Regions from separate parts of the Homo sapiens genome. Here region 2 is linked to region 1. A link is a loop called in an ENCODE intact Hi-C map of the cell type or tissue named here. Cell type or tissue: Caco-2. All regions are shown on one strand. Links, peaks and the distances in the headings refer to the core of each region. The heading gives the core; the rest is flanking DNA.

The links. Peaks named below come from ENCODE experiments on the same cell type or tissue, not always from the same donor. Only the 100,000 strongest peaks of a DNase experiment are listed, where the experiment ranks them.
Region 2: it touches region 1 in a loop (3-fold over the local background); 13 of 110 quality-filtered maps call a loop at or near these places.

The regions. Positions count from the first base shown.
Region 1 is chr11:75,530,016-75,535,386 of GRCh38, reverse strand. No RefSeq gene overlaps it. Among named protein-coding and RNA genes, the nearest start is that of GDPD5, 6.8 kb to the right of the region's middle. RefSeq lists a cis regulatory region at 1-1,163, a silencer at 2,886-2,965 and an enhancer at 2,923-3,739. In Caco-2, for the core only: a CTCF peak has its summit at 2,839 (motif pointing right); a DNase peak (open chromatin) is centred at 2,876.
Region 2 is chr11:75,461,031-75,466,401 of GRCh38, reverse strand. It overlaps GDPD5 (glycerophosphodiester phosphodiesterase domain containing 5), which reads left to right. Exons shown (of 17, transcript NM_030792.8): 4 at 3,513-3,616. Among named protein-coding and RNA genes, the nearest start is that of KLHL35, 31 kb to the right of the region's middle. RefSeq lists enhancers at 1-252, 5,089-5,371. In Caco-2, for the core only: no CTCF peak of the experiment used is centred there; a DNase peak (open chromatin) is centred at 2,597.

The DNA.
Region 1 (5,371 bases), core at 154-5,153:
GGCATGGACTGGGCCCTCAGCACAGGTTCCTGGAACTGAGTTATTCTAGGAAGCCAGGGTTCCTATCACCACCCCCATGGTACTGGCTGGTTGGGGTATTTCTAATTTTCGGCCCTGAACAGTGCCCATGGGTGCCTCTTAAGCACATGATGAGAGGGGCAGGTGTCTTCTCTCAACTCTCCTCTTCCTTCCCCCTCCCCTGCTGCTCCTGGAGATAAGGAGGCCCCTCTGTTCTGAGAGGGTGTCAGGGCTATGTTTTGAAGGAAACTCTATCAACTTAACTGGTAGCTGTTCCCAACAGTGGAGGGGCTCAAAAAAAAAGAGCGCCAGTAGGGAGGGGACCCACCTGCATGGGTCCTTCAGTGGCCTCACCTTCAGGGGATAAAACCACAGTGTGAAAGTGTAAAAATGTTTAGTACTTACACACCCTGGAGGGCACAACAGAGGTGTCTCTGTCTCTCTCTCACACACGGACACACACACACACACACACACACACACACGTCAGGGAGTGCAGGCAGGAAGAGACAAGACCCATGGGCCACTGCCTATATTGGGTCGAGGGTGTCCAGCTTTCCCTCAGGGAGCTTTAATTGGTAGGTTTAAAGCAAGCAGGCACTAGTTCCAGTTGGTCACACTGTGACTGAGAGGTGGTCACTTCCAGTTGACAAGCTCATGTCTGAATGGTCCGTTTAAAGGAGAGAGCGGGAAGGCCAGGAGCCAGCCTGCTAGGTGGGAGAGAAGCCTCTAAGTTTTATCTCCAGCCACCAGCTGGAGCCATTCGGGTGGGGCATAGTATTGGAAACTGTGTCAAGGGTGACTGAGCCCTGCTTCTGGTATGAGAACGTTAAATTAAAACATGAATGCCAAGTACAGACCCTGCTGGGGAAGTCTGCAAGGTCAAAACTCTTTTCATAATGAGACTAAGGCATCATTTGCCTTTTTTGCTGGGTTGACATTTCCCTGACGGTGCAAAAGCCAACGTGGCGGCCTCCAATGCGATGTACAGGAAGTCATCGCATTTTTCACTGCCACGCCCTCATAGGAAAACACTGCCAACATCGACCAGGAAAGTCTTTGATGCAGCAATAAAAATGATCCCATTCACAATATACTGGTCCTTGAGTATACATCTTTTTAATATTCTGGGAAGCAACATAGAGCACTTCTGCCATATCCGATGCAGCACAATGGTTGTCTCCAGAAAAGCATTTGCACTTGTTTGAACTGTGAGCTTAACTAGTCACTTTTTTTTTTTCATGGAACACCATTTTGACCTGAAAGAAATACTGACAGATAAATTATGCTTATGCAGACTTGAGTCTCTGGCAGACATTTTCTCAAGAATGAATAAAATGAATCTGTCATTTCACAGCAAACTGACAGTATTTATTGCTAATGATGAAACCCAAGCTCAAGTGAAAATTGGAATTTTAGAAACCTTGTGTTCACCACTGTGACCTTGGCAGCTTCCCAATACTTAAAGACTTCTCTGATGAGATCGGTGTTGATATTAACTAATGTGATTTTTAAAACATAGTATACTAATATTTGTCAATATTTGAAAGACCTGCATAACTTGGTGAACCATTTTTTTCCAAACAGCCAGTGCATTAAGTTATAACATCATGCTTGGGCAAAAGATATATCCAAAATGCGAAAGAGTCTAATGTATTTTAATGTAATTGAACATAAAAATTTCATTGATAGGATTTCAGATTTTTTTTTTTTTTTTTGAGACTGAGTGCAGTGGCAGAATCTTGGCTCACTGCAACCTCCGCCTCCCGGGTTCAAGAGATTCTCCTGCCTCAGCCTCCCGAGCAGCTGGGACTACAGGCAGGCGCCACCATGCCCAGCTAATTTTTGTATTTTTAGTAGAGACGGGGTTTCACCATATTGGCCAAGCTGGTCTCGAACTCCTGACCTCGTGATCCACCCACCTCAGCCTCCCAAAGTGCTGGGATTACAGGCATGAGCCACTGCGCCCGGCTAGATTTCAGATTCTAATCACAACTAACCTTCAAAAAAAAAAAACAGCACTTGTCAAGTTTTGGCTAGTATCAAAAAAGAATAGCCAGGCTCAGTAGTTCACACCTGTAATCCCAGCACTTAGGGAAGCTGAGGCAGGAGGATTGCTTGAGGCCAGGAAAAGACCAGCCTGGGCAACATAGTGAGACCCCATCTGTACCAAAAAAAAGAAAAATGAGCTGAGTGTGGTGGTGAGTACCTGTAGTCCTTGCTACTTGGGAGGCTGAGGTGAAAGGATCACTTGAGCCCAAGAGTTTGAGGTTACAGTGAGCTATGATCATGCCACTGCACTCCAGCCTGGCCAACAGAGCAAGATCCTGCCTCTAAAAAATAAAAAAAAGAATAGCCACAATTATTTGAAAGGGCTGTTAACATATCCCTTTTACAACTATGTATTTGCGTAAGCCTGTATTTTCTTCATAAACTTCACTTAAAACAACATATTGCATCAGATTAAATGCAGAAGTGTGTTTGAAAATCCAGCTGTCTTCTATCAAGACATTAAAGAAATTTGTAAACATATAAAATAATGCCACTTTTCTCATTAATTTTTTATTTTGGGAAATATTTTTTCTAAAAATATGTTGTTACACTACATTTATTATTTTAATCATATAATATGAATATTTTAAAAACATATCAATTTAAATTTATATTACTGTAAATACCAATAGACATAAAACGTATAAACAGATGTTCTTTGGGGTCCTCAATAATTTTTAGGCAAGAAAAGGGGTCCCGAAACCATTAAGTTCCAGAACCAGCCCTTTAATGTTGTACCAACCAGTCTCAGACAGCAGGGGGCAGCAGAGGCAGCCAAATGAAGGCATTCCCTCTGCATTTCTACAGTTAAAGGTATTGAGTGCCTACTGGGTGTGGCCACACCCTGTGCTGCGACACAGAAATCAATCTGGCAAGTTCATGGTGGGGGTTGGAGGGAAGCAGTCCCCGGCAACTGACAATGGTGGGGACAAAGCAGATAGTTCTTCTAGTGAGCATCCAAAGGCTCTGGGGAAGGGTCAGCATGGCATTATGGTGACCTCGGTTATTCCCACTGGCTGGCGACAAGACCTGGTGGGAGAGGAAGCTTCCAGGATCTGGGGTCAGAAAGGAATGTGAAGCTCCCCAGCCTTGCAAGACTGGAGCCTGAACAGTGATCCAGGAGAATGAGAAAGGGGGTCAGGTATCTTTTTTTTTTTGAGACAGGGTCTCCCAGGGTGGAGTGAAGTGGCACGATCTCAGCTCTCTGCAGCCTCCACCTCATGCCTCATGCTTCCCAAGTAGCTGGGACTACAGGCATGCACCACCACACGTGGCTAATTTTTGTATTTTTAGTAGAGATGGGGTTTCACTATGTTGGCCAGGCTGGTCTCAAACCCCTGGCCTCAAGTGATCCATCCGCCTTGGCCTCCCAAAGTGCTGGGATTACATGTGTCAGCTACCCCACCCAGCCATGATATCATTTTTTATTAACTTGACACAGACATTTCCCAAAGCCCCCTCTACGAAGTGAGAAGGGGCTGCTTCAGCTCTGTCTCTCCTGTCCCCACTGTGGTCCTCACCCCCAACCCCCAAATACAGCCTCTCCTCAGTCCCAGGTCAGCTTCCTGCCCCTCCCTTATTCACAGAGCTTTAACTGAAGCCCTCCTCCAGGAACCAACACCAAAACCAAAACCCTCCTCTGCCTCTGCCTTCCCCGCCAGCTGCCATCCAACCATGTTGCCCTGCCAGCTGCCCTGAAAGGGGCTGTCCACCATGTCACCAAGTGAGCCCCTGCTCCTGCCTCCCACCCTATGCACATCACCCTTCCCAAGTCACCCACAGTCCCAATGGCCCACCCCAGGGGACACCTCCATCCTGGCCCTCCCGGCCCTGGCTAACCTCTCCCTGCACACTCTCCTCTCACTGTCTGCTCCCCTCTGTCCTCTTCTTCCCCTCAGAGGGCTCCTCCTCAGGCCCCTGCCCCTGCCCATCCCCTCCCTGTTGGTTTTCATCCGTGGTGAGCCACGCTTCCCTCCCAGGGGCTACTCAGCCTCTCCTCCCAAAGGCTGTCCATTCCCAAGAGGTGGACTCAAGCCCGGCCCCGCCCCCCAGAGCTCTACCGAGGAATATCCCATGTATCTCCCAATGGTCCCTCAAACTCACTGTGTCCCCAAGCCACATCATCACCTTTCCCCATACCTGCATCTCCAGGCTCCCCACCCCAGGAAATGGCACCACCAGCTGGGCCCTGGGAGTCACCCAGGCATTTCTAGCTCACTCTTGCCCTACGTGGACACAAATCAGTAGCTCGAGCCTCTTTCCCTGTAGATGTTCTGGGATGCCTCCCACCCACTTGGGCCACAGCCGGGGCCCAGGCTCAGACCCGCGCCTCTCCTTGTCACCTTGACTCTTAACACAGGCCCCAGTCTGTCTACCTCAGTGATCTCTGAGAAGCACATATGACCTTGTTGTCCCTGTGAAACCCTCCCATGGCTCCCCTCCACCCTCAGCACAGAGGCCAACTCTTGACTAAGACCTTGTGTGGCACGTCCCTCTGCCTGGCTCTCCAGCCACAGTCTCTCTTGACCTTTCGGCCTTGGTACTACAGAATTGATTTTGGTCTCCCAGATATACACCATGTACCTCAGGCCTCACTGACTGAACATTTGATCTTTTCATCCTTACCACCTTTGAAGTAGCCACTATTTTCTTTTTCTTTTTTTTCCCAACTGAGCTAACCGGCCTGAAGGAGCTACTATTTTCATCTCCCTTTTACCCACAGGAATCTCAGGCACAGAGAGGGAAGGTGACTGGGCCAGGATGTGCACCTGGCTCCCAAGCCCACAGCATCACAGCCCACAGTGCCCTACATCCAACCAGCTCTCCAGGCCAGGCAAGTGCCTCCAGCCCCTCTCCACTCCCCATTCCACATACACACTCTTACCAAATCCACCATGCGTTAAGCCAGGCTACAGCTCAGATGCTCACCCTGCACATGTGTCCCGGATCCCCTCGGGACCCCTACTTGACCTCCTTTGGCAATAAACTGGAACATAAAGTTTCCCCCAGGTGTACTGGGGTAGGTGTGGCCCCAGCTCCTACAGCCCTGTTATACATCAGCTGAGGTTAGTTGAGGCCACAGGGCCACTGAGGGCAGTGGAAGACCAGAGAGCAGGAGGGGCAGGCAGGTGGGGGTCCCAGGGATGCCCTCTGGATGTGCGTGAGTGGGCAGAGCAGGCTGGGTCCAAGCCAAGCTTCCCACTCCCCTTCACACTCCCTCCTTGCTAATGCTCCAATGTCCTCCAGATAAATTCCAAACATGAACCCCACCTATCATGGCCTCTCCGGCTCCCCCTCATTT
Region 2 (5,371 bases), core at 71-5,070, 69 kb after region 1:
GCCACTTCCTCTGGCTACTTCCTCACCTTCCCCTTCCCTTCCTTCCAGTCCCTGCCATTCAGTGTTTTCCTCTGATTGTTCTTAGAGTGACCCCCGCTGCCTGCCTCCCTCTGTGCTGGGGCCTCTTCATCCCCATCTACAGGCTCACTGTGGCCTCCGGCTTCAGCTCCCAGGGCTTTAATCCCTAGGTTGCCCCAACCCCAGCTCATGCACTAGTTCTGATCATGGGGTTCCTGGCTCCTTGTTGCTTAGGCCCTGCCTGCATTCCTTCCATGCCTGGATGCCTCACCCCCAACCACCACCAGCTCTGGTCTTGGCTGGTTCCCAGGAGTGGGAGGTGCAGCCCCTCATTCCTGCCCTGCCTTGCTCCACTGTAAGGATCTGGACACTTGAGGACAATGGCCTTTAGGGCATAGGACCCTGGCTGCCATGGGCCCTCCCGGCCCCTGTGGTCTTCCTGGCCCCCTGTCAGCCTTGCCCCTGGGCCCTGCATCACCCCGGTCACAGGTCGTCTTCCCAGCGCCTACAGGAGGTGCTTTACCTTCCCGCCTCCAGGCTACTTGCCTGGGACCAGACCCATCCTAGGCCGAGGCTCACCCCTCGCCTAGGTCCCTCTCAGAACCTTCTCTGCTGGTCAGAGGCACACAGGCCTTGCCCCTGAGGAGGCAAAGTGGTCTCTGTGGACAGACAGCCATCTAACACTGCCAGCGTGGGCTCTATAGAAGACTAGGTACTTTTTTGTGGGAACTGGGTGTTAAGCCTCAGGGGAATCTCTCCTGGGTGGGTGTACTCATGCCAGGGTAGGAGAAAGGGTGTTTCCTCACCTATCATTTCATTATCAAATCTTTTCAAGTTCCTGTGCCATCTGGAACACGAAAACTGCCCAGATCTCAAGGCATTTATGTATAGCAGGGAGACCGACATGTATAGAGACAGTTCTAGAACTGTGGGGTCTGAGCCATAGGTGAGATGGCTGCATGGGTTACGGAGCTCTGAGGAGATGGGATTCACCCTGTGAGACAGGGGAGTCTTCAGGGAGGAGGCACTCTGGAAGGAGTAGTTTGCCTCATGGAGCAGAGAAAGGTTGCTTTCTAGATGGAGGCTCCAGCTGTGTGAAGGCTTGGGGTCTGAAGAGCCTGTTTGGGGAACCGTATGTAATTCTGTGCATGGGGCATAAAGCACAGAGCTGGCCTGGGCCAGACAGAGTGGGCCCTGACATCTACTGAGAAGCTCTTGCCAGTGGGACTCTCAAGCTGGGGTATGACGTGACCAGATGGGTGTCAGTCTAAAGACATGGTTCACCCTTTGGGAGACTCAGATGTTTAAGCTGGCCTGGGACTCACCAGCTGCACTCTGCAGGGAATGAAGGCTGTTATGAGCAAATAAGAATTTGAGGTGGCAAGACGGATTCTGAGAAGGACTAGTCCTGGGGTGCTGGCTGGAGGGTGGTGGAGAGACGGTCATGTGCAGACCCAGACTGCCTCCATGGGAGGCAGGACTGAGTCTAGGGACTCAGCCATTCTCTGGGTGGCAGCTCCTAGGGTTCGATTGCTCTAGAAGGGCACATGTCCTGCCCTGCTCCTAGCCAGGGTTTCCCTATTCCTGACCAAGGCTGGGCTTTGCTGTGCCTGGAACTGGAGCTTGTGCCATTCTGTGTCCAGCTGGGGCAGACACAAGTGGCCTACTCTCTGAGAAGCCACCACCTCCCCAAGCCTAAACCTGCTAGAAATACTGGGCCTCAGGGTGTCGTCACCTTTGCATCTCTGTTTATGTACGAAGTGAGGCTAAGCAAGGCAGTCGGGCTCTGCACATGACAAGGAGTGGTGGCAGCTGCTCACCCAAACATGAGTCGCCCAACTGAAGTGACCCACCTGGGACAGGAGGGTCACCCAGGCACCAGCCCTCTTGCCCAGGGCGAGGCACGGAGCAGGCCCTTAGTGGGTATGGAGTCATGGACCATTAGGGTGTGAAGGCCTTTCCTACGTTCTGGAGAGGCAGAGGATGTCACAGATACACTGGTAGTGTGCTGAGTGCTCACCAAGCCACCTGACTTGTATTATCTCATTTAATTCTCCATCAACCCCATGGCATAAGTACTAGTATTGCCCTCATTTCATAGAGGTGAAAACTGAGTCACAGAAAGAATGAGTACTTTGCCCAGAGTTACACAGCTTGTAAGTGGTGACAGGGATCTGAGGTTCCTGGGCAGACTGATGGTATCTTTGCATGGTGTGGGATGGAAGGATTCTGGACAGTGAGAAGACTTTCCCTCCTTCCTGCCCAATCCTGCATGTGGTCATAAAGTACTAGTAGAGTGGAAGTCGGCTCAGTCTCTGTCCTTGCAGAACCCACACTTGTCTGGGGGACACAGTGAGCAGGTCATGGTGTGCAGAGCGTGAGTTTAGACAGAGGGATGCCAATGCTGCGGGCGCACCGCGGCAGGCACGAGGGTAGCAGGGTGAATCCAGGGAGGCTTCACAGAAGCAGTGATATTTGAGCTGACTTGAAAGGTGAGTGGGAATGTTCAGGGAACAAGCCCAGAGGCAGTGGCCCTTCCAGGTTGCAGGAACTGGTTGTGTAGGTCGAAGCTGGAGAGGTCAGGGGGCCACACTCCTGCTTGGCTATCAGTAAGGAGCCATGAAGAGGTTAAACTGGGATGGTTTAGAAACATAGCAGGGAGCTCAGACGTAGGGCTGCCTCTGTGACTTTACACCCTCAAGGGAAATGTAGTCTTGGTTCTTCCTCACACTGACCTCCCCTCAAGGGCTGTTGACTTGTTCTGATGATCTCAGCAGTTTCCCGGGATGCAGGATATTCCAAGCTTTTTGTGCTTCCAAGATAAGGGGACGGATGAAAGCAGGGAGAAATTGGAGGGCCAGGAGGAAGTGCCTGCAGACGCCTGAGCTGGCCCCTCAGGAAACAGCAGTGGTGGTGTCAGTGTCCCCCGCCACCCCACTTCCACCTGGCTGGAGACAGGGGTATCTGGCCCAGTGGAGGCAGCAGAACATGGCACTTCTGTACTTCTTCCTTAATCCTCTGCTAACTTGCTGTGTGACCTGGGCAAGTCACTTGGCCTCTCTGGGCCTCAGTGTTTTTCTCGGTAGCACGGGGTAGAGGTGGAGAAGAAGAGTGCCTGCTTTGTAGGCATGTGTGTGAGGGATGTGACTTCACAGACTGCCGATCACTGTGCCAGCGCCAAGGGAGCCGTCCCCAGAATAGGGAGAGCAGTACACGATGGAAAGGCTGCAGACCACAGTAAAAAGAGCACAGCCCCAGGGGGGGAGGCCCTGACTGCCCCTGGCTCTCCACCTTTCTGTGACTTTGGGCTTGGTGATGGTGGACAGGTCACTTCCCCTCTCTGAACCTCAGTTTCTCCCAGGGTAAAGAGGGCAGGAATTCCTGCCTGGCAGGTTTGGCTACAAAGTGGGAGGGAGGAGGACACATTCTGGTGGGAGGCAGCCTAAGGGGCTGGCCCCTGACCCACTTAATCCCCTCCTCCTCTGCTCTTCCAGTGGGAGCGCCTCTGGTTCCTGCTCCTCACCTTCACCTTTGGCCTCACGCTCACCTGGCTTTACTTCTGGTGGGAAGTCCACAATGACTATGATGAATTCAACTGGTGAGTAGGGGCAGTGGGTGGGGGAGGAAGGGGCCCAGAGCTGGGTATCCAGTAGCTGGGACCTGGGGGCTGGAGTTAGAGCCTGTCTCCCAGGTTGGCCCTCTGAGCTCTGCCACCAGCTCTCTGTGTGGCCCTGGGCAGGGCCTACTCCCTGGGAGCCTCTGTCCTGCTCACCTCCAGGGCTTTGGTGAGGAGGCTGGTGTGGGACTATAGTGGGAAGTGCCAGAGGTATGGGTGAGGATTGTATCGCAGACTGGCAAGAAAGAGGAGGAGGAAACAGAGAGATCCATGCCCCGAGGGGAGTCCTACTGCGAACTCAGGGAAAGCTTCCTGGAGGAGGAGGCATGGGAACTGGGCCTTAAAGAATGACTGGGATTGAAACCTGGGGAACTTTAGCTGCTGGTCTTGGAGACCCCTTGGTGCTTGCATTGATGATTCAGCCTGCATTCCTGGCCTCCTGAAGAGGTGGAGGGGAGCCTCAAAGAACAAAGGCTTACAGGAGCCAAAGCCCACTGGGGAGACACAGGGCATTCCTTCCCGGTGCTGTGACCATGGACAATAGGAACATAAGGCTGGGCCAGGGCTCAACCGGGGCAGGGCCCTTTGGTTACCCCCTTTGTATACAAGAAATCTACAGCTCAGAGAGACCAAGGTCTCTGCAGAGGAGATAGCCCTGGATCCTAGGCCTCCTAACTCCCTTAGCTAGGCCCTGGGCAGGGCTGGCAGATGAGTTTGGGGACAGCTCAAGGTCCTTTGTGGGTACCTCAGATCCAAAGGCAGGGCCGTCTGAGCCACTTACCTGGGTACAGGAGGGGCACCTGTTTTTTCCTCTTCGCCATTCCATCGCCTGCCTTTTGCTAAGCAGTGGAGAGGTCATGGGAGGAGGGCAAGGACCCAGGGTTCTACTGACAGATAAGGAAACAGGCCCAGGTCACACAGCCAGTTGGGGACAGCTGGGGCTTGGAAGCCTGGCTCCTCACTCCCCATCCATTGCTGTTCCTTCCTTTTGATCAGATGTTCAGGTCAGCATGGCGATGAGCAAGTCTCTGGTGCTCTCTAAGCCTCTCCTTCTGTAAAATGGGGTAACTCTGACCTCATCAGGTCTTTCTGAGGATGAACTGAGATGATGGACACAACAGGGCTCAAAGCTCTACCTAAACATGAGGGCTGCTTCCTAGGAGACCACATCTCTAGCCGGAAGGCAGCATGATGTTAGCATTTGGGATTTTCAGGACCCTGGGCTTCTGACAGGCTGTGGTGTTAGGATTCTGTGATGATCCTGGGACTCTGCTCATGGAGCTGGGTGTCCACTTTTCCCCGTATGGCACCAGGCTGTGCCTCTCTTATTAATGAGCACAATCAAGAATATGCTGCGGTCCCACCCCTGCCCTGCGGCAGCCAAGCAAGATGAGCCGGAGCCCTGGCAGAGTCCCAGAGGTGGCCTCTGGCCTTTATTAAATGCCATAAATCAATTATTCATCTTTGCAGATGTCCAAAGCATGGGCACTGTCATGAGTAAATGGGAACGTTCCCTACTGGCCCTCAACTGCAGACCCAGACAGTTCCTCGGAACTGGAGTCTGCTGCCTAGAAGATCATCAAGTCTACCCCCATCATGTACAGATGGGGAAATGGAGGCCCAGAGAGGGTGAAGACTCATTCATGGTCACACAACCAGTTAGTGCCAAAAACATGAATTGAGGACAGACTGAAGAGACCAAGGCTTAGAGAGGTTAAGTAGCCTTTCCAGCGTCAC